Linked DNA regions of Homo sapiens: region 2 is linked to region 1. Evidence: chromatin loops called from intact Hi-C (ENCODE). Cell type or tissue: prostate gland. All regions are shown on one strand. Each heading gives the region's core, and the rest is flanking DNA. Links, peaks and the distances in the headings are about the cores only. Region 1 overlaps LOC107985440 (a long non-coding RNA gene). Region 2 overlaps BANF2 (BANF family member 2).

What was found. A loop is a pair of places that touch in the nucleus more often than their neighbours do. Peaks named below come from ENCODE experiments on the same cell type or tissue, not always from the same donor. Only the 100,000 strongest peaks of a DNase experiment are listed, where the experiment ranks them.
Region 2: it touches region 1 in a loop (2.1-fold over the local background); 3 of 110 quality-filtered maps call a loop at or near these places.

The regions. Positions count from the first base shown.
Region 1 is chr20:17,805,641-17,815,638 of GRCh38, forward strand. It overlaps LOC107985440 (a long non-coding RNA gene), which reads right to left. Exons shown (of 3, transcript XR_001754511.2): 3 at 8,135-9,998. Among named protein-coding and RNA genes, the nearest start is that of BANF2, 110 kb to the left of the region's middle. In prostate gland, for the core only: no CTCF peak of the experiment used is centred there; DNase peaks (open chromatin) are centred at 1,201, 4,321 and 4,771; H3K27ac peaks cover 2,187 bases.
Region 2 is chr20:17,709,307-17,719,304 of GRCh38, forward strand. All of the region lies in intron 1 of BANF2 (BANF family member 2), which reads left to right. Among named protein-coding and RNA genes, the nearest start is that of BANF2, 14 kb to the left of the region's middle. In prostate gland, for the core only: no CTCF peak of the experiment used is centred there; no DNase peak of the experiment used is centred there.

The DNA.
Region 1 (9,998 bases), core at 608-8,607:
ATTCTCCGGCCTCAGGCTCCTGAGTAGCTGGGACTACAAGCGCCCGCCACCATGCCTGGCTAATTTTTTGTATTTTTAGTAGAGACGGGGTTTCACCGTGTTAGCCAGGATGGTCTCGATCTCCTGACCTTGTGATCCACCCGCCGCGGCCTCCCAAAGTGCTGGGATTACAGGCGTGAGCCACCGTGCCCGGCCAGGAATAAGTTTTTAAGAGCTATTGCACAGCATGATGACCACAGTTAATAATAAAGCATTGTGTATTTCAAAATTGCTAAAATAATAGATTTTAAATGTTTTCACTACAAAAAAAATGGTAAATATGTGAGGTGATAGATATGTTAATTAGCTTGATATAATCATTCCACAATGTATACACATATCAAAACATCACATCATAACTCATAAATATATACAATTATTGTTTTTCAATTAAAGAAAAATTTTAAAAACAACACATGGCCAGGTGCAGTGGCTCACACCTGTAATCCTAGCACCATGGGAGGCCGAAGCAGGGAGACTACTCGAGGCCAGGAGTTCTAAACCTGCCTGGGCAACATAGCGAGACCCCATCTCAACAACAAAAAAATTTTAAATTAGCTGGGTGTGGTGAGGGGTGCCTGTTGTCCCAGCTACTTGAGAGGCTGAAGCAGGAGGACTGCTTGAGCCCAGGAAGTTGAGGCCGCAGTGAGCTAAGATTGCCACTGCACTCCAGCCTGAGCGACAGAGCAAGACCCTGTCTCAAACAAACAAACAAATAGCACATATGTACACATAAAATTGCCTGCGGCTTGTCTGGCTCTCTCATAAACTGTGAGCTCTCTGAGGACAGGACCGGAACACATTTTCCCTGAATAAAGTGAGCACATTTCCAGCCCCGAAGCCTGAGCCGCTGTGTCCCACATCCCATTCAGGAAGAGGGGGTTGTCCTAGAAGTAGCAGATCTGACTCAAAAACTCAAGGCAGGAGGGGTAACAATGCCAGAGAGAGAAGTAGCAGGGTAAGGAGGAGAAAGAAGGAAGAGGGAACGGAGCGAGGAGGAAAGGAATGAGAAATATAAAAATGGAGGAGTGAGGAAGGAATTCAGGAAAGACAAGGAATCCGCACAGGCAGAGACGCGGCTTTATCAGCTCTCTCCCTTCCAGCTCACTCCTCTCCACTCCCCCACAGAACTGCTCAGGCCATGTGTGCATTTGGCTCAGGACTCCAGTGCTGGTGCCAGAAGCATAAACCAGAGGGTGGGAGCTGCGTGGGGCCCAGACGAGGCGAGCCCTGTGGCCGGGCCCTCAGGACGTGGGGCCAGGCTGCTCCTCCCAGCCGCCCCGGGGGGGCAGGCCAAGAATTCTAGAAACCCTCTGCTGGGGAGAGCCCGAGGAGGCCCTGGCTGGGGTGACATCGGGAAAGCCCAGGGGGCCTGCTGCAGGCTGCGAGGAAGAAGGAGGCCGAGGTCATGGTGCAGAGGGCTGAGGAGGAAGTGAACCCCAGCTACAGGGTGCCCGGAAAGGGCTGGACCCACGGGGAATGTTGTGGCGGGGACCACATTTGGAGCAGCTCGGGACACAAGGGGTTTTGTCCCAAAGGAGACTCTGAACAGAGCCGCGGGCCCCGTCCTGGGAAAGCCGCTTGAGGGCACACCTGGCTGCTGCGTCCCAGAACTGCTGACGTCACAGTCACCTGGGGCGGGGAGGGGACTGGCGAGCTGTACTGTTTTTTTAAGTTTCCAATGATTATAAAAAGCAGCAAATGTGGGAACCATTGAACTGGATCAGGGTCAGCAAAACTTTTCTGTAAAGAGCCAGATGGTAAATATTTCAGGCATTTTAGGCCAGGATGGTCGGTCCCTGTCTCGGCGACTTGATTCTGTCGTTGTACTGAGAAAGCAGCCACATATGTGCAAAGGAATGAGCATGGCTCTATCTCGAAGAGACTTTTCAAAATTGAATTTCATTGATTTTTGAAATTTGAATTTTTTAAATTTGAATTTCTTGGAATTTTCATGTCATGAAACATTGTTCTGATTTTTTCCCCCAACCATTTAAAATATAAAAACCATCCTTAGCTCACACCTAGTGGTAGGCAGGATTTGGCCCAAGGGCTGTAGTTTGGTGATCATGGTCAGGCCAGTTCTGCCATAAAGAAATCAGTGTGGAAGCAGAGTGATTGCTTAGAAACTTTTAGAGCAATCTGACATTGCTCTGGCACCCAATCAAGTGTCTGCTGGACTCAACATGACCCAGGTGGGGCGACAGTGAACCCACAAGGTCAGTGACACATAGCGTGCTGCTTCATATGTGGTCAGTGATGGGTTGGAAATTTAAAAAAAAACAGGTCCTTTATACCCAGAAGGTTTGAAAAGTAGGGATCTCAAATCATTCCTTTGACCCCAGGGAGGGTTTGAATCTTCCCACCACAATCATACAATCACCCTAAAATATATAGTTATAACTACAGCAGGCAAACAAAAATATACATTTTTTGTGCATAGGAAAAAAAAATTGAAAAGGACTATAGCAAACGTTTAGTGAAGATTCTTTGAGTAGAATGTCAATGCATTTTTCTTTCTTTATATTCATCTGTGTTTTCCAAGTTTTCTTTAACGAATATGTGTGAATTTTATAATTAAGAGTTTTATGTGTTTTCTTAAAAACAAGTGGCTTTTAAGAAATTCTCTGGAGAATAATTTCTCCATTGGACAATCCTTCCCAGTGTCTCCCAAGCGTTCGGGAAGTGCTTTTTCATATTTAATCCACTTTTAGAGAAGCAGGGAAGAGAAAGAAGAAAATGGAAAACATATGTTGTCCTTCTGACTGCAGAGCCCCAGTTCTTGTCGTTCATTGTTATTTTTAACATAAGACTCATGGGCAGTAGTGGGGGTGGGGCATCAAGGCTGGAGATGTCATGAATGGTCATGAGTCCATTGTCACAGGACCGAAGTGAGTGGAGCCTCCTATGCTGACCTCTCAACTCTGGTGTCCCAGCAACCAGAGCCCAGTGTATGTCCGGTTGCTCAGGAACTGCAAGAAAAAGTGTGGGAGAAAGTTCACGGCAGCAGCACTTACTGCCAAGGAAAAAGCACAACTCTGAGTGCTGGGTATCATGGGCCTCAGTGGACCTGGGTTCGAATCCTGACTTGACCACTTTTTCACTGAGAAGCTCAGGCAGAGCACTGACATTTTCTGAGCCTCAATTTCCTCCCCAAGATAAGGTTGGGGGGTGGGGGGTGGGTAAACACACAACCCCCAAGCCGAGTGTCCCAGAGGCGAAGAAGACTGCTTGCATGAAAGCTCTTGACACTAGCAGACATTAAATCTGAGCTCTTCCTGGCTGCTCTGATGACCAGGGTCAAGGTCATCACCCCAGGCCAAGGGCAGGGCATAAACCTCTGCAACTTGGACTCAATCCTAGAAAAGACTTCAGCTGGAGAAGAAACCATTGCTGCTTTCTTTCTGGACTCCAGCCGTGTGTGACACACACCAGGGGCACCCATGTAACTGTGCATATACTTACGTCCCAAACTCAGCCCCAACCGGAGGCAGCCCAAGTTCAGGGTGTCCTTTGCTCATAAGCTGCACTGCCCAGGTCAGTAGCCATATGTGGCTATGTGTAAAGATTTAAATTAATTTGATTTAAATGAAATTAAACATTTAATTTATCGGTCACAGTACCCACATGTTGCGTGCTCAGCGACCACTCGTGGTGCAAGAACATTGCCATCAGTGCAGAAGGTTCTATCAGACAGCGCTGCTCGGTGGCTCAGTGCAGCTCCAGAAGACACCCCTAGAAAGTGCAGACTTCTGGTCATTTGCAAAAGTGTCCTCTCATTTCTGCAATAACAACTTCACTATATAGGGAAACAGAAACCTATAAAAATGTCATCTAGTGTCTGGAGTATTTGTGGGATGTGCCTATGAGAAAGCAGCTCCCTGGGTGGGTGAGGTCTGGGGGTCCCCCTGCAAGCCTCAGGCCCTGAAGCTGAAAGAAGCTTCTGCTCACTGGCTGACTGCTGTTAACATACAGTCGATAAAGAGATGGTGCTTCTTGTTTCTTTAAACAAAAACTATTTTAAGGAATTCTTGTTTCAAAATGGCTTGGTGCTATTCACAGGAAGAAAAGAAAAAGGGCAGCCTTATGCAGTGAGGCTCTCTGGGAACCATAGCCAGGACAGCTCTGTGGGGGCCGAAACAAACTCAGGAGTCCCAGAACCTACAGAGTGGGGCTCCACATCCTCTATGCTCCAGCCCAGGCTCTTGGCGCCCAGAGGCCTGCTGTGGCTCGGCCGCATGGCAGGACAACCTGTCTCTATGGGGTGGATTTGCCTGGAATGTGGATGGGATGGGCTTGTGCTGAGTTATAATAAACCTTCTCTCACTTCGCATCCAGCTCTGTTTGCCCAGCCTTCTCTAGAGAGCCTTTTGGAATCTTCTTTTCTATTGCAGCCCTGGCTCCTGCCACATGGAACAGTTTGAACAATCTATTCCAGCCTTAGATAGGCTGTGTTCCTCCCCCAGAAGGTGTAGAAGCTGCTGGCAGTGCCTACCCATGCCCTCAGGCCATGCCACATCAGGGAGCATGAACTCACTTTGGCTGCCAGCACCTGTGTCTCTTCTCCTGAGCTCACCTCACCCACATGCAGATGTGGCCGTCCAGGGGTATCCAAATTGTGTGCAACAGTGGATGATAACACATGTGGCTACCCCCTCACCCCTTAGAGGAATAACTCAGGCATTGCCCCAGAGTCTGCAGCACTGGAGCCTTAGTCGCCCACGGTGGTCACATGATCAGTCCTGGTCTTTATACCATTACTTCCCGGGATCACCTCCCAAATCAAATGTTTATCTTCAACATTCTTGTTGTAGGGCTGCTTCTGGGAAAACCCCACTGACCACTAAAGCTCCAATTAACCTTAGGTTGGGTTCTGGGAGAAGCTAAGACTGAAGTGCACAAGAAAGTTCTAGAATCAAGTGAGAAATGTGTATTGAAATGGGAGGAGATGGCCTGTCTTTTGAAATCCACAGAGAAGAGGATCTGAGGGATTTCTCAGTGAAGGAGACCAGCTGCTTCTCTGTGGAGTTTGGAGCCGCTTATCCAGGGATCCTGAAGACTCAAGAGGATCCCCAAGTTTCAAATATGCTCTTCCAGACACTCAGACTGGTAACCATGTAGTGGAATCTGCCTATACTTCTTCCAAATAATAGTCCTGGAGGGTTGAAAGGAACAAGAAAGGCGCACAAAATTCTCCCCTGTGAGGTCAGTTTCAAGCTCTCACCTAAGAGGGGCCTGGACTCCTAGCAGAGGCTCAGCCCACAGTGGTGCCAAGCCCAGGGGGGTGCTGAGCTGACAGGGGTGCCCAGCCGACAGGGGTACCCGGCCCAGGGGAATGCCCAGCCCTTGGGACCCAGGTCCAGTCATTGCTCCTCTGCCCTGTGTCAAGCAAGGGAGGCCCCTCAGGAGGCCTGGTGAGCACCAAGAACTCACTGGAAACCAGAAGGCTTGGGTGCCAAACACAACACATTGTGGTCTCAGGTGAGGATGGGGGAATGGGTGTCACAGGGAGGGAAGAGGCAGGCGCATCAAGTCCATCGCTAGTCCCTGTGCAGGAGGAGAGAGCAGGCTGCCATCACCCCATCTCTTCACCACAGAGACATGGTCCTCTTTCTGCCTTCTTCCTCTTTTTGGTGAGGCAGACACCCTCCCTGGGCTCAGTCAGAGCACCCCCCCCACATCCCTTCATCCCTACAGCATACCAGGAAGGCAACTCACAAAGAGGCCACAGCGCCTGGGTACATCCACACCCCAGCCCAGTGCCCTCCTGAAACCAGGGAGCGCAGCCGTCCTCTGGTGGAAAACTGAGAACTTAAAAACGTCCTCATTGGCTGCATTTCCATGTCTCTGGAAAAGCATTCACAACCAACCCATGCTTGAGAGGAAGCTTTCATCCATAAATGCTAATAACAGCCTGAAGGCTGAATCCCAGGACCAAGGGTTTCCTCTCCTTGCAGAACCAAATTGTTATGTCTAATTCTCGGTTGACTTTTCCAGGTGGCTCCATGGTTCCTTCAGTGTGGTGGCACTGGTGGCCCGTGGGAGGCAGCTGGCTGACAGCACGGACTGTCTTTGAGCTGGAAGAGTCAGGTGAGTTGCTTGGTGTCTGGGAAAGGGGCTAGGTCTGATCAGAGAAGCAAGTCCTACCTGTGTTTACCTGCCTGGCCCCAGACCCTGCTCCCTCCTTTCCAGGGTCCACTGAGCACAGAGGAAATGGAGCCAGGTAGCTCGTTGCCTGGCTTATTGTGTTGTTTTGGCTTTTAACTTTTAATTTTAAATTAGTTTAATTTTAGATTTAGAGAAATGCTGCAAAAAATAGTACAGAGAGTTCCCTTATATTCTTCAGCCTGCTTCCCCTAGCATCTGACATAACCACAGCATGATTACAAGAAAATTATCACCGGTGAATTGAAGTTAATGTTAGTTAACTAAATAGCAGGCCTTACTTAAATTTTACCAATTTTTCTGAAAATGCCCTTTTTCTGTTGCAGAATTTTATTCGTGATCCCATACTGCATTCATTGTTATTTTTTCTTTGTCTCCTGTGGTCTGTGACAGTTCCTCAGTCTTTTCTTGTCTCTAATGACTTTGACACTTTTGAGGAGTACTGGTCAGTAATTTTGTAGAATATCCCTCAGTTTGGGTTTGTTCAATGTTTTCTCATGATTGGAGTGAGAGTATGCATTTTTGGCAAGAATACCATTAAAATGGTGTATGTCCTTATATCAAAGAGCTCACTACGTTAATGTGTCTTGTTACTAATGATGTTAACCTGATCATGTGGCTAACTTGGTACCTACCAGGTTTCTCCACTATAAATGGACTAATATAATATATACTGTTTGGTGCCTTCTTTCTCAATAAATTTTTTAGATTCATTCATCCATAATGTTGCGTGTATTGTTTGTTCTTTTTTATTGCTGTAAAGTGTTCCATTGTGTGACTATACCAGCACCTCTCTCACCTCCAGGACAGGTGAGGAACATCAGCTATCTTTCTCTCCATTGCCTACAACAGTATTTGCATTGGTACCACTGAGTACAATTATATGGTGCACAACTAGTGCAGCTACACATGGCAAGCTGAAGTCCAAGGACTGCCTGAATCACAATGCAAGTTCTCAGATTTCTTTACCCCCAGAGAATTGATTCTATTGCACGCCGTCATTTGGGAAACTCAGGGTGAAGTACACACTCTAGCATGGCAGCATGGTTAAGTGGTTAATGAACATGAGCCCTGAAGTCTGGCTCTGGGTTCAAATCTTGTTGCCACTCATGAGCTAGGTGACCTTGACCAAGTTACTTCCTCTCTGTGACTGTTCCATCAGTAAAATAGGTTTAGTGATGATAGTACCTGTGCCATAGGCTACTCCAAGGATTAAATTTAATTTAATTTAAAAAAAGCCTTGGCCATGTGCAGTGGTTCATGCCTGTAATCCCAGCATTTTGGGAGGCCAAGGCAGGCGGATCACCCAAGGTCAGGAGTTTGAGACCAGCCTGGCCAACATGGTGAAACCCCATCTCTACTAAAAATACAAAAATAGCTGGACGTGGTGGCAGGCACCTGTAATCCTAGCTACTCAGGAGGCTGAGGCAGGAGAATCGCTTGAACCTGGGAGGTGGAGTTTGCAGTGAGCCGAGATTGCGCCATTGCACTCCAGCCTGGGCGACAGAACAAGATTCCATCTCAAAAAGAAAGAAAGAAAGCATTTAGCATGGTGTCTGGCATAGAATAAACACTCAACATGTTAATAGTGTTATTGTTAATAAACATCATTGTTGGCCAGGCACGGTGGCTCATGGCTATAATCCCAGCACTTTGGGAGGCCAAGGCAGGCGGATCACCTGAGGTCAGCAATTCGAGACCAACCTGACCAACATGGAGAAATCCCATCTCTACTAAAAATACAAAATTAGCCGGGCGTGGTGGCGCATGCCTATAATCCCAGCTACTCGGGAGTCTGAGGCAGGAGAATCACTTGAACCTGGGAGGCGGAGGTTGCAGTGAGCCGAGATTGCACCATTTTACTTCAGCCTGGGCAACAAGAGTAAAACTCCATCTCAAAAATAAATAAATAAATAAATAAACATAATTATTTTTATGGATTATTTATTTCTTGTTATTAATATTATAATACTACTCATTAGCTTTGCAGCCTCCATCTCTGAGGGCATGGTTTGAATGAGCGTGTATCCCTAAGAGCTGCCAGCAAACGGAAGAAGAGTTCCTGCACCTCTTGGTGCCTGAATGGTCCAGGGTCACCAACAAATAATAATACTCACAGCATGGGTTGTTCGTCAGGATTCTACAGAGACATAGAACCATTTGTGTGTGTGTGTGTGTGTGTGTGTGTGTGTGTGTGTGTTTTGTATGCATGTGTGGAGAGAGGAGGAGAGAGAGAGAGAGAGGGGCTTATTTTAAGGAATTGGCTTATGTGACCGTGGAGGCTGGCAGAACTCCCTCTTCCTGCAGGGAGTCAGTCTTTTTTCTTTGAAGGCCTTCAACTGATTGGATGAGGCCCACCCACATTATGGAGGGCAATCTGCTTTCATCAAAGTCCACTGATATAACTGTTACTCTCACCTAAAAGAAATTACCTTCACAACATCTAGACTAGTGTTTGACCAAATATTTGGATGCCGTGGCCTAGCCAAGCTGACATATAACATTAACAATCACAGAGGGCTACAGTTTGTGGTCCCCCTTCACATACAGAGGTTGACAACTCGAAAGCCCTACAGCAGTCAGTGCAGATAAAAATGGGGGGGTGGGCTCACCAGGCGGACTTGCCTTGGGGCGTAGGGGGACTTGGGCTGCCTGGCAGTCCCTGCATCGAGTCATGGTGGCCCATGCTTGGACCTAGGCCAAGACATATCAGGACTGCCAGACAGTATTATTTCAAATAATGCCAAAATCTGAATTTCTACGTGGAAGTTTCTATTTCTTTAATACTGGCAACTAGTTAAATGTTTTTAATTGTGTGCAGGACAAATGCACAAACCCAAGGGAAAGACGTGCCCTTGGGCAGCCCATTTGCGATCATGACCTACGCGATCTTACTAAATCTGTCAGCTTCCTTGTTTAAGGTATTCACAGAGCTTCTAGTCATAAAAATTGTAGTTTTGTAGGGGCGTTAGTGAGTTCTTTGAAAGCAGGATTTCTCTGCAGATCCGGAGCAGTGCTTCCCACTCTTTAGCATGGATCAGAATCCCGGGAGGGCTGTGAAACAGCCACCACACCTCACCCTCATTTCTGATTCAGTGGGTAGGGGTGAGCACAGAAAATCTGCTTTTCTAACAAGCTCCCAGGAGGTACTGATGTTGCTGGTCCAGGGACCAGGCTTTAAGAACTTCTGGTCTAGAGGGGAAAAAAGAACACGGGTGGACAGCAAGGAGAAGACATGGTGACAAGACAGGGCAGATCCTGCAGGAGGAGGAGCCGGGGGTATTGCTTTGGATTCACCACCATCCTCAGTCCTGTCTGCCTCCTTTTCTAACATCCTGATCTTCACATCTCCACCAGGATAGTGAGCTCTGTAGTAGAGGCATCTTCTATAAGATGCTTTACCCATGAAGGACACTCTGAGGCCCGAGGGGCCTGAGAATGAGTCTTCTTATTTCATCTTTGTGAAAGATGATATGGATAATGGTGATGGTTACACAACCATATGAGTGTGCTTAATGCCACTGAATTCCACACTTAAAAATGGTTAAAGTGGGGCCAGGCACGGTGGCTCACACCTGTAATCCCACTTCGGGAAGCTGAGGCAGGTGGATTGCTTGAGCCCAGGAGTTTGAGACCAGCCTGGGCAACATAATGAGACTTCATCTCTACAAAAAAAAATACAAGAGTTAGCTGGGTGTGGTGATGCATACCTGTGGTCCTGACTACTCAGGAGGCTGAGGCGGGTGGAGGCTGCAGTGAGCCGTGATGGTGCCACTGCACTCCAGCCTGGGTGA
Region 2 (9,998 bases), core at 1,091-9,090, 96 kb before region 1:
TGCCTTGGTCCTTAGGAGGATCCAGAACCACCGCACTGAGGCCTAGCAGGCAAGGGCAGGACACACAAAATGTGAGAGCAGAGGAATGAAGGAAAATTAAATCTTGGGCGAGGCATTCTGTCCAGCAAAGAACAGGAGGTGAATACATGGCACGTGGGCCTTCGATATCCTATGAGTGGAATGAAGGCAATGCTTAAAACACTGCACCACTGCACAGCTCCACCTGTACACAAGATGCCCCTTTGTTTTGGGGCAGCCAACTGCTGCATCTCCTGTTTATATGTGCACCCAAGCAGAGGAAGTCAGTCCAAAGCTAGAAGGAGGGAAAATGATTGCCCAGAAGCTCAATGGAAGCCTTGCTTAATATCTCAGTGGTTGAGAACACAGATATTAGGCTGAGGCCCACTCGGTTTGAGGCCTGGCAATGCCATAGGTCAGTTAATTTATCTTATCTGTGAAATGGGATAATCATAGAAGCTATCTCATCCCAAGGGCAGGTGGGTGGATGAAATGAGATGATCTTGGTGCGGAGCTTAGCACGGTGCCTTGGTAAGCCTGGATAAGCATGAGCCGCTCTCTTAGGTGGGTTTCCCAGTTGCTGACCTGATCATCTAATTGCAGTGCAAGTAGTTGATATGGAAAGGGTTCCTGGTCCCATGAGGAAGGGAGTGAGGATGTGAGACCGGGAAGGGAAGGTGGCCTTGAGCAGTTACTGCCATGAGCACTGGGGGCTCCCTCCCACTGGGGATGTCTGGATATCACCTAATGTGGGACAGGCCCCAGAGCTGTGCCACCTGAGGGGTGTGGGGCTGGGTACTTACCCACCTACTCACATCCTGGCCGAGGGCTGCTCCCAAGGTGTCTCGTCCCCAGCCCTGTCCACTTGCAGGGCGAAGAGCCACCATGGAAACCATGAGCCCTGGGGGGGACATGGGCAGGGCAGGGACAGCGTCTGCTAAAACTGTCCTTGTTGTTCTGACTCCTGTCCTGGAGAGGGAAGAGCTGGTCTTTGGAACCACCCAGACCTCAGCCTGCAGCTCATCACTGCCTTTTACTAGATAGGTGGCCCCCTTTGCCTCTTCGGGCCTCCATTTTCACATCTCTTAAAATAGGAACAATTCTCTAATGTTGCAGAATTCGTTTTGAGGACTATGCATGACAATGGCCATACAGAGGCAGGCACGTAGTAGGCGCTCAGCCACCATGAGCCCCCTTACTCGCCAGCTCAATTCGGTTCCATTTCTCCCGCTTGCCTGTGATCCTTATTCTGTTTCTAGTCCCGGGGTGAGCCCAGGCTGGCACCAGACCTTCTTTCCATGTGAGCAGGGACAAGCTGACATCCAGACTAGTGCTTGCCTCCGAGGTGACTTCTGAGTGACAAGCTGCTGCAGTGATCTCCCAAGCTGTGTATTATCATCTTGTTTCCCCTTTAGCTTCGAGCCTCGTCAGTCTGTGGCTTTCATCAGATCCAGAGAGGGTAGAATAACTGGCCGGCCTAACGGCGGCTGAGCCAGGAGTGGAATCCCAGCAGGAAGAACTTTGGACCCTTGCAGTTCCCGCAGCAACCCAGGGCTGGGTGTGTGGGCAGATCTGGGGGCTTCTGCTGAGTCAGACTGTGTGGGAGTGTTGGGGCGGGGGCGGGGGCGCCGCCAGATGAAATCAGGATGCCCAGTGAAATTTACATTTCAGATAAACAAGAAAAAGCCCCTTCTGTATAAGTACAGTCTGTGAAATACTTGGGCCATACTTATACTAAAAAGTTATGTTGTGTTTATCTGAAATTCAAATTTCACTGGGCATCTGACATTTTTATTACCTAAATCTGGCAACCCTACTCTGGTGGGAACGGAGAACAAACCTCCTGGGAGGTCTGGGTTAGAGATGAGCACAGCAATCCTCCTGCAGGCAAAGGCCAGTGTGGAGCCACTTGCCTGCCCCCAGATGGCCTCCCCCGGGGCCCCCCTCCAGGGCCTGTAAAGCCCTCATGAGAGTCACTTTTGCCTGAAGACATTGTTTAACTGCACAGTGGAGTCAGTTACAGATTCACTCTCACCACACTTACCCGTATAAAGAAAATACGATTCTTTATTCTTAGACACCTCCACACAATGTGGTAAGAACAGAGTAGCTGCAAATTATGTATGTGTTGGGTGGGGTTCCCTGGAAGCAGAGCCTGAGAGCCGGGTTCCGGTGCCCCTGACCTGGTGAAGGAAGCAGGAGAGGGCAGGGGAGGAGCTGAGAGGTGTGCACCAGGGGCACTCAGCTTCTACCTGACCCCCTGGGGGGCTCTGGAGCCGGAATGGTACCAGGGAGTTGGCTCCACCTTGAGACAAGGGGGTTAGGGTTTTGTGCTTCCACATCCGCAAGCCATTAGTTGCTCTTAGGCAGAGGCCTGGGCCTTGCACCTCCCAGGTGTCTCCAGGTGTAGCAGCTTCCACGGCAGAGGTGACAGTCCAGAGAAAGCCACAACCACGCATTGAGGTTCCCTGCAACACTTGTAGCAGCTGGGTGCACCAGCTGGTCAAGGAGACCTGCGCATGGCACCAATGGCACCTACTACTCTCTGTCTCCTTGCAATGGAATAGTCAGATTCTCTCCAGGCCGTGTTAGAGAGTCCCTGTTGGGAGGTGCGGTCTCCTTAGGGACTGCTCTGCCCCTCCTCCGTCCTTCCTAAAGAGTGATGGCTGCCAGGTGGGTGTGGAGACAGGTGCTGACTGTGTCTTCAAGGCAGTGGGGAGAGGGGACTTTGAATACCCACGGAATCTGCAGGATGATGGCCTGAGCCTGTGGCAGTGCGGCTGCTGGAATCTGCTCCTTGCCATGGAGGGGTGACCAGTCCCTTTTTGTCTTTTAGGGCTATCTTAGTTTCCACTGCTGCAGCCTGTGGCCTGGACATTTGCCCATGGTTGTGAGGTCCCCATGCATGGGACTTCTTCCTCCTGACTCCAGGCTTCAGTTCACCCATCAGGCCTTAAAGCATCTTCGGCCCTATCTTGCCCTGAACTTTTTGCTGCAAAAACCAAGGGCACTGCCTCAAGCTTATCTTCCCAGCCACTGTTTACTGCTGCTACATTGTTGCCCAAGACACTTCAGAAGTGACTGTTGTTGTCATCTCCTGCCAAGTCCTGGAAGGCAAGCCACCAAGTCCCATGCACCATTCCCACAGCCCGACAACCTTCCTGACTCTACCCACTGGAATCTAAAGAGTCTGCCCACTTCTGGATGTTTGTTCAGGTAGGGAAGTTCAAGCCCCGTGCCCATGAACGTTCATCTTTCTTTTCTCTTCCACCTTCCCTGGGAGGGTAGTGCGGATAATGAGGTGAGCCTTCTTCCTCTTTCTAGAATCCATGGGGCAGAGAAGGTAGATTCTCCCTTCCTGTCTTCTGGGGAAACTCCTTCTCCCTCCCGAGACAACATTGCTTTCCCCTTCTCTGTGGGGTAATAATGGCAGAGAGAGGCGGGATCAGAATGCTGTACTCATAAGGGGGTGTATATTGAGAGGTTTAGAAATATGTTACAGTGCCCCTACGTTTATAGCAGCATTAGTAACAATGGCCAGATGGTGGAAGCAACCCAGCTTCCCATGATGGATGAATGGAGGAGCAAAATGTGGTGTATACAATGGAATGTTGTTTAGTCTTAGAAAGAGGAAAAATCCTGGCCGGGCATGGTGGCTCATGCCTGTAATCCTAATATTTTGGGAGATCAAGGAGGGAGGATTGCTTGAGGCCAGGAGTTCAAGACCAGCCTGGGCAACTTAGGGAGACCCCCCGATCTCTACGAAAAAATTAAAAAATTAGCTGAGCATGGTGGTGCATATCTGTAGTCCCAGCTACTAGGGAGGCTGAGGCAGGAGGATGGAGGATCACTTGACCCCGGAGTTCAAGGCTGCAGTGAGCTATGATTGCACTCCGGCCTGGTGATGAGCAAGACTCCATTTTAAAAAGAAAGAATGAGAGAGAGAGAGAGAGAGAGATCCTGTTGCATGGATGCACCTTGAGGACATCAAGCTGAGTAAAATAGGCCAGTCACCAAAAGACAACCCCTGTGTGATTCCACTTCCATGAGGCATCTAAAGTAGTCAGCTTCATAAAGACAGAAAGTGGAATGGTGTTTGTCAGGGGCTATGAGGAGGGGGAAATGGGGAGTTGTTTATTGGATATGAGAATGTTCTGAAGATTGGCCCAACAACGTGAGTACATTGAACACTACTGCACTGTACACTTGCAGATGACTAAGATAGTCCAGGCGCAGTGGCTTATGGCTGTAATAATCCCAGCACTTTGGAAAGCAGAGGCAGGAGGATTGCTTGAGGCCAGGAGTTTGAGACCAGCCTGGGCAACATAGCAAGACCTCATCTTTACAAAAATATTAAAAAATTACCCGGGTGTGGTGGCTCGTGCCTGTAGTCCCAGCTACTCACCAGGCTGAAGCAAGAGGATTGCTTGAACCTGGGAGTTCGAGACTGCAGTGAGCTATAATCAGGCCACTGCACTCCAGCCTGGGTGACAGACTGAGACTCCATCTCAAAAATAAAAAATAAATAAATAAATAAATAAATGTTAAGATGGTAAAAATTTAAGTTGTGTATTTTACCACAATTAAGAATAAAAAGTGGTCTGGGCACAGTGGCTCATGCCTGTAATCCCAACACTTTGGGAGGTCGAGGCAGGCAGATCACCTGCGGTCAGGAGTTCAAGACCAGCCTGGCCAACATGATGAAACCCCGTCTCTACTAAAAATACAAAAATTAGCCAGGCATGGTGACAGGTGCCTATAATCCTAGCTACTTGGCAGGCTTAGGTACAAGAACCCGGGAGGCAGAGATTGTAGTGAGCCGAGATTGTACCACTGCACTCCAGCAGCCTGGGCGACAGAGTGAGACTCTGTCAAAAAAAAAAAAAAAAAGAAAGAAAGAAAGAAAAAGAAGAATAAAAGGTGAAAAAAAATACATCTATTACAAATGCAGATATCTCATCCATGAAGGGTGAACTAATATGCTTGTCCATTCTTTATATGACTTATTCTATTTCATCAGCTCCTGATCCTTTGCAGATAACAGGACCCCAAAGGGAAGGGAATATTTTCATGAAGGAAAAATGCAACCAGAAATAGTCCTGGCTAGAACCACTATCAGACAAGTATGTCCAGCCTAGATGGAATTTTATAGACAAGGGACAATTCTATTCACAAAGGTTGGGAGACAGAGTCATGGGACAAGGAAGGTGGAGGCTGCACAAGCTGGGAGACAAGCTGGCTTCTTCATGGATCGTTGCAGTTTGCCTTGGCTGCAGGCATGGTGATCTTAGCACACATCCATGAAACCTTACTTAGAATTGCTGGGGCCAGAAGTTCTAGGGAATTCAAAATTTTTTTTTTTGAAAAAATGGGCAATGTGATGCCTCTTTTGTATATTACAGAACATTCCTAGTGGAGCCTGGCTCAGCACCCTGTAAACCCATTAATATTCCTGTGGTGGAGTGTATAAATATTCACACTAACTGGGATAATAAAGACTATAAATAGCCTCATGTCAGTTCAGGCCAGCATTTGCTGCCAAGTAAGTCTCCCCGCCCTGTGCCCCCAAAAAGAATTTCTGGATTTCAGAGCCATTTGGATATGAAAATGGTAGCTTAGGGATTGTGGACCTGTATGAATTTTATACCATCTAGAGACTGTAAATGAACAGAGACAAAACATAGGAAGGAACCAGAAGGATGAGGTCAGTGAATTTAACGCTGATCTTATAAATAAGAAATGGAGGTGACAGGCCCAATGTCGCTCTGCTGGTCATTGGTGGAGCTAAGGTCAGACAAGGATCTCCTACCCTCAGCCCAGCTCCTCCAGCAGGAGTTAACAGGAACCTCCAGACCCAGAGTCCATGAAGCTGAGCCGCCACCTCCTTCCTAGTTCCCTGAAAAGGTGAGCCCTGCCTTTGGGAATGCCTCCTTATGGCTAGTACACCGTGTGTGGTGTGCCCTGCCGTGGGCTGGTTCTGTTTTCTCTGGGAGAGGTATCTGCAGAAGACATCGTCCTGAGGGTTCATGCACTTAGCTCAAGGCCTTGCACACAGATGGCACTCAGTGAATGTCTGAGGAACTGTTGAATGTATTTGGTTATTCATCACCTGTAGACCCATCAAGATAAGGATGTATAATCAAAGGGCCATGTGTAAGACAGCCAACAAGGAGCGGAGAAAGAAAAAATCTTGTTCCCCATTGCAGAATCGGAGCTAACGGCAAGGAAGGCAAATATTACTTTATTTTTGAACAACGAGCATTAGTGGTCATTAGAAAGTGATTTCTTTCATTCCTGATGCCTAAGCCATGGGCCTGACCCTGCCCCAGCACTCTGGGTGGAATGGGGAGGCCTTTGTGCCCAGCACAGTGCTCGGTACACAAAGCGTGTGCCACAAACACTTGTTGGATGAGTGAGTGAGTGAATGAGTATTAGGGGTCATCAGTTAGAACTCTGTTATAAAAGGCACAATCCTAACTTAAACTGAAGTAAGCAAAAATGACTATTTTGTTTATTTTTGCCTGACATAATTGAAAAGTCCAAGGGTAGTCGCCGTCAGGCATGTCTAAATCCAGGCCTGCAAATGATTACTGGGGACTCTGTCTCTTCCCTTCTCTCAGAGCTGCTTTCCTCCACCCTGGCTTCTTTCTCAGGTGAGCTCTCCACAACTGTGGTGACCATGACCACGGTAGGCTCAGTTCCCACCCGCCGAGCAGCCCTCACAGAAAGTGACTCATGTGGCCCAAGAAGGTGAGGGGTGGTCACTTGCCTGCCCCAGGATACTGTGGTGAGCGTGGTACACCCTGAAAAGTAGTTCCTGAGTGGACTGTACAAAATGGAGCCCTGTGGAAGCTCTTGAGGCCATGAGCTTCCATCCAAAATGGAGGCATTTCTCCCTCCGGTGTATGAGTGCAGCCTGACAGGGTCTCCTCAGACCCTTAACAGCCTAGGTGGGAGAGGGCTCCTCAGAGTCCGACCTTCAGTGTTATAGGAAGGTTACCCCCCTTCTTTTCTTTTCCTTTTTTTTCTTTTTTGAGACAGGGTCTCCCCTAGGCTGGAGTGCAGTGGTACGACCACGGCTCACTGCAGCCTTGACCTCCCCAGGCCCAAGCAATTCTCCCACCTCAGCCGCCCAAGTATCTGGGACCACAGGTGTGTGCCACCATGCCTGGCTAATTTTTGTAAAGACAAGGTTGTGGCATGTTGCCCAGGCTCACCCGTCTTTCCTTTCTATTTTTTTTTTTAAAGAAAGAGACAGGTCAGGTGCAGTGGCTCACACCTGTAATCCTAGCCCTTTGGGAGGCCGAGGAGGGTGGATCACTTGACCTCAGGAGGTCAAGGCCAGCCTGGGCAACATGGTGAAACCCCGAGCCAGGTGGTGCGGCATGCATCTGTGGTCCCAGCTACTCGGGAGGCTGAGACGGGAGAATCTCTTGAGCCCAGGAGGCGGAGGTTGCAGTGAGCCCAAGATTGTGCCACTGCACTTCAGCTTGAGTGACAGAGCAAGACTCCATCTCAAAAAAAAAAAAAAAAAAAAGAAAGAAAGGAAGAAAGAAAAAAGAAAAAGAAAAGAGAGACGGGGTCTCACTTGGTTGCCCAGGCTGGTCTTGAACTCCTGGGCTCAAGTGATAATCCTCCTGCCTTGGCCTCCCAAATTGTTGGGATTACAGGAGTGAGTGATGGCACCAGGCCAGCCACCCTCATTTTCATTCTTTCTCTATGAAACACTGATCATTTGAAGGGAGAAACTGCAACTCTGGAGAGTGTGGGTAGAGGTACAGGGAGCCAGGAAGCAGCATTGACAGTATTCCCTCAGATTCTGAGGGGTGAGCATCTGAGCTCCCTCGGGCTTGACTCCATCAGTGCAGAGGTCCCATCATCCTCTCACTGTAGACCGAAGGCACAGCAGGCATCCAAGGAACAACCCTGGGGTCATTCTCACCCTCATGCTCTCCCCGCTGCTTGTTGCTACAAGACTGGAGTGTTCTCAGGGCATAGGGGTGGGTGCTCTGTTTTCCTATAAATCTGCTTGGTTTGGGAGATACTTATATTCCATATCTGTGAGGAGTTAACTATGTAATAAAGTAGCTTTTAATAAAGGATGTCAGTGCTTTGAATATACGAATCTACATTTTAAAATAAAAGTAGAAACAGAAAATGAAGGCACCGAGCAAAAGAAGCAAATTTAACTACAAAGTGAAAGAGCTATTCATCTAGGCTAGTTTCCCTATATGGTCATTAGGGTTAGCTCAGAGCTTCCTAGTAGGCCAAGTAAAAAAGGAAACAAGATCTTTACAAATTCTTTTTATCATAAAGGTAGAAATATACCAATTTTGAAAGGCATACTTTTTTCTTGGCATTAAGTTCCAAAAGAAATATATCATGTGGGATAATTTATAAAACAAAATGTGAGCAGCAACAGTCTCAACCATGTTCCCACAGATGCAGATTCCCCTGCCCAACCCCTTGTGACTACTGTCTATAATAGATGAGGGAAAAACACTGATTTTAAGTATTAACATCCCACTTCCCTGGGGTAGGCAATATCACATGTGTCTAAATATAAAGCAAACATGGAAAATAAGATAATCTCACAGTTTCTCAGCAAGAAAATTCCAAAAATGCTTTTTGGCCACTTGAATATATAAACTTTTAGGGATATAGATAAAATAGTCTTACAGGTACCATTTGATTTCATAATTTAATTACACACAATTGAAATAACATATTACATAAAATAATATTTAGAAATGTTCATGTAGCAATCTGTTAATGGCAAAATAATACATGAAAATATTGCATTTTTCCCATTGACCTTTTGCAAAAACAATGGTATTCTAATGGGAGTCACTTTTTGTGTTGTAGAGGTGTTCGTTTGTTTGTTTTTGTTTTTGTTTTGAGATGGAGTCTCACTCTGTTGCCCAGGCTGAAGTGCGATGGCGAGATCTCAGCTCACTGCAACCTCTGCCTCCCAGGTTCAAGCAGTTCTCCTGCCTCAGCCTCCCGAGTAGCTGGGATTACAGGCGCCCACCACCATGCCTGGCTAATTTTTGTATTTTTAGTAGAGACAGGGCTGCTGACCTCAGGTGATCCACCTGCCTCAGCCTCCCGAAGCGCTGGGATTACAGGCATGAGCTACCGCGCCCAGCCTGCATTGTAGAATTTTTAGAGAATAACAAGTTCACTTCCAGCCAATGGTGGAAGAGATGTCCCTTTTTGAATCCATGTATAGTGTCCCCACTGGAAATTGTATCCCAAGCCCCAAATAGCCATTTGTATGGCATTGGAGCAGTTCCCCATCCTCACCCCATTTATCTGATAGTGGGGACATATTTGTGATCACCTCCTTATGAAGACCTGTCATACAGCTTTTAAAAATAACCTTAAAGGATGTCAAACATTTGCAACTGGGAGGTCATTCCTTTGGGAATTGAGATTAAATTCTACTGATTCCTTTATTCCTTATTTAAAAAGTTGACGCTCTAAGCATCTAAAACCAGAATTGTTTTTGGTCATTCCCTGCCGATGTGTCCTCCCCAAACAGGACTTTGTGGTTCAAAATACAGTAGGGTCATTGACAGAACACCCTGTAATACAAGAACTTTTACAGGACAGGATTATGTTGAGGCATCTGCTTAGTTCTGTTGTATGATGGCCAAGTGCTTAAGCTGTCCATAATGGACCCAATGCTGCAGCTCGCCCGGGGTTACAAGAGGGATGCCTTAGAAGAGGGGCGCTCCCCTGAAAGATGGAGAGCTGGTGTGCTTTGCCAGGTGCATGGTTGTTGTTGTTGTTGTTCTGTTTCGTTTTGTTTTTTGAGATGGAGTTTCACTCTTGTCACCCAGGCTGGAGTGCAATGGCTTGATCTCGGCTCACTGCAACCTCCGCCTCCCGGGTTCAAGTGAGTCTCCCGTCTCAGCCTTCCGAGTAGCTGGAATTACAGGTGCCTGCCCCCACGCCCAGCTAATTTTTTTCTTTTA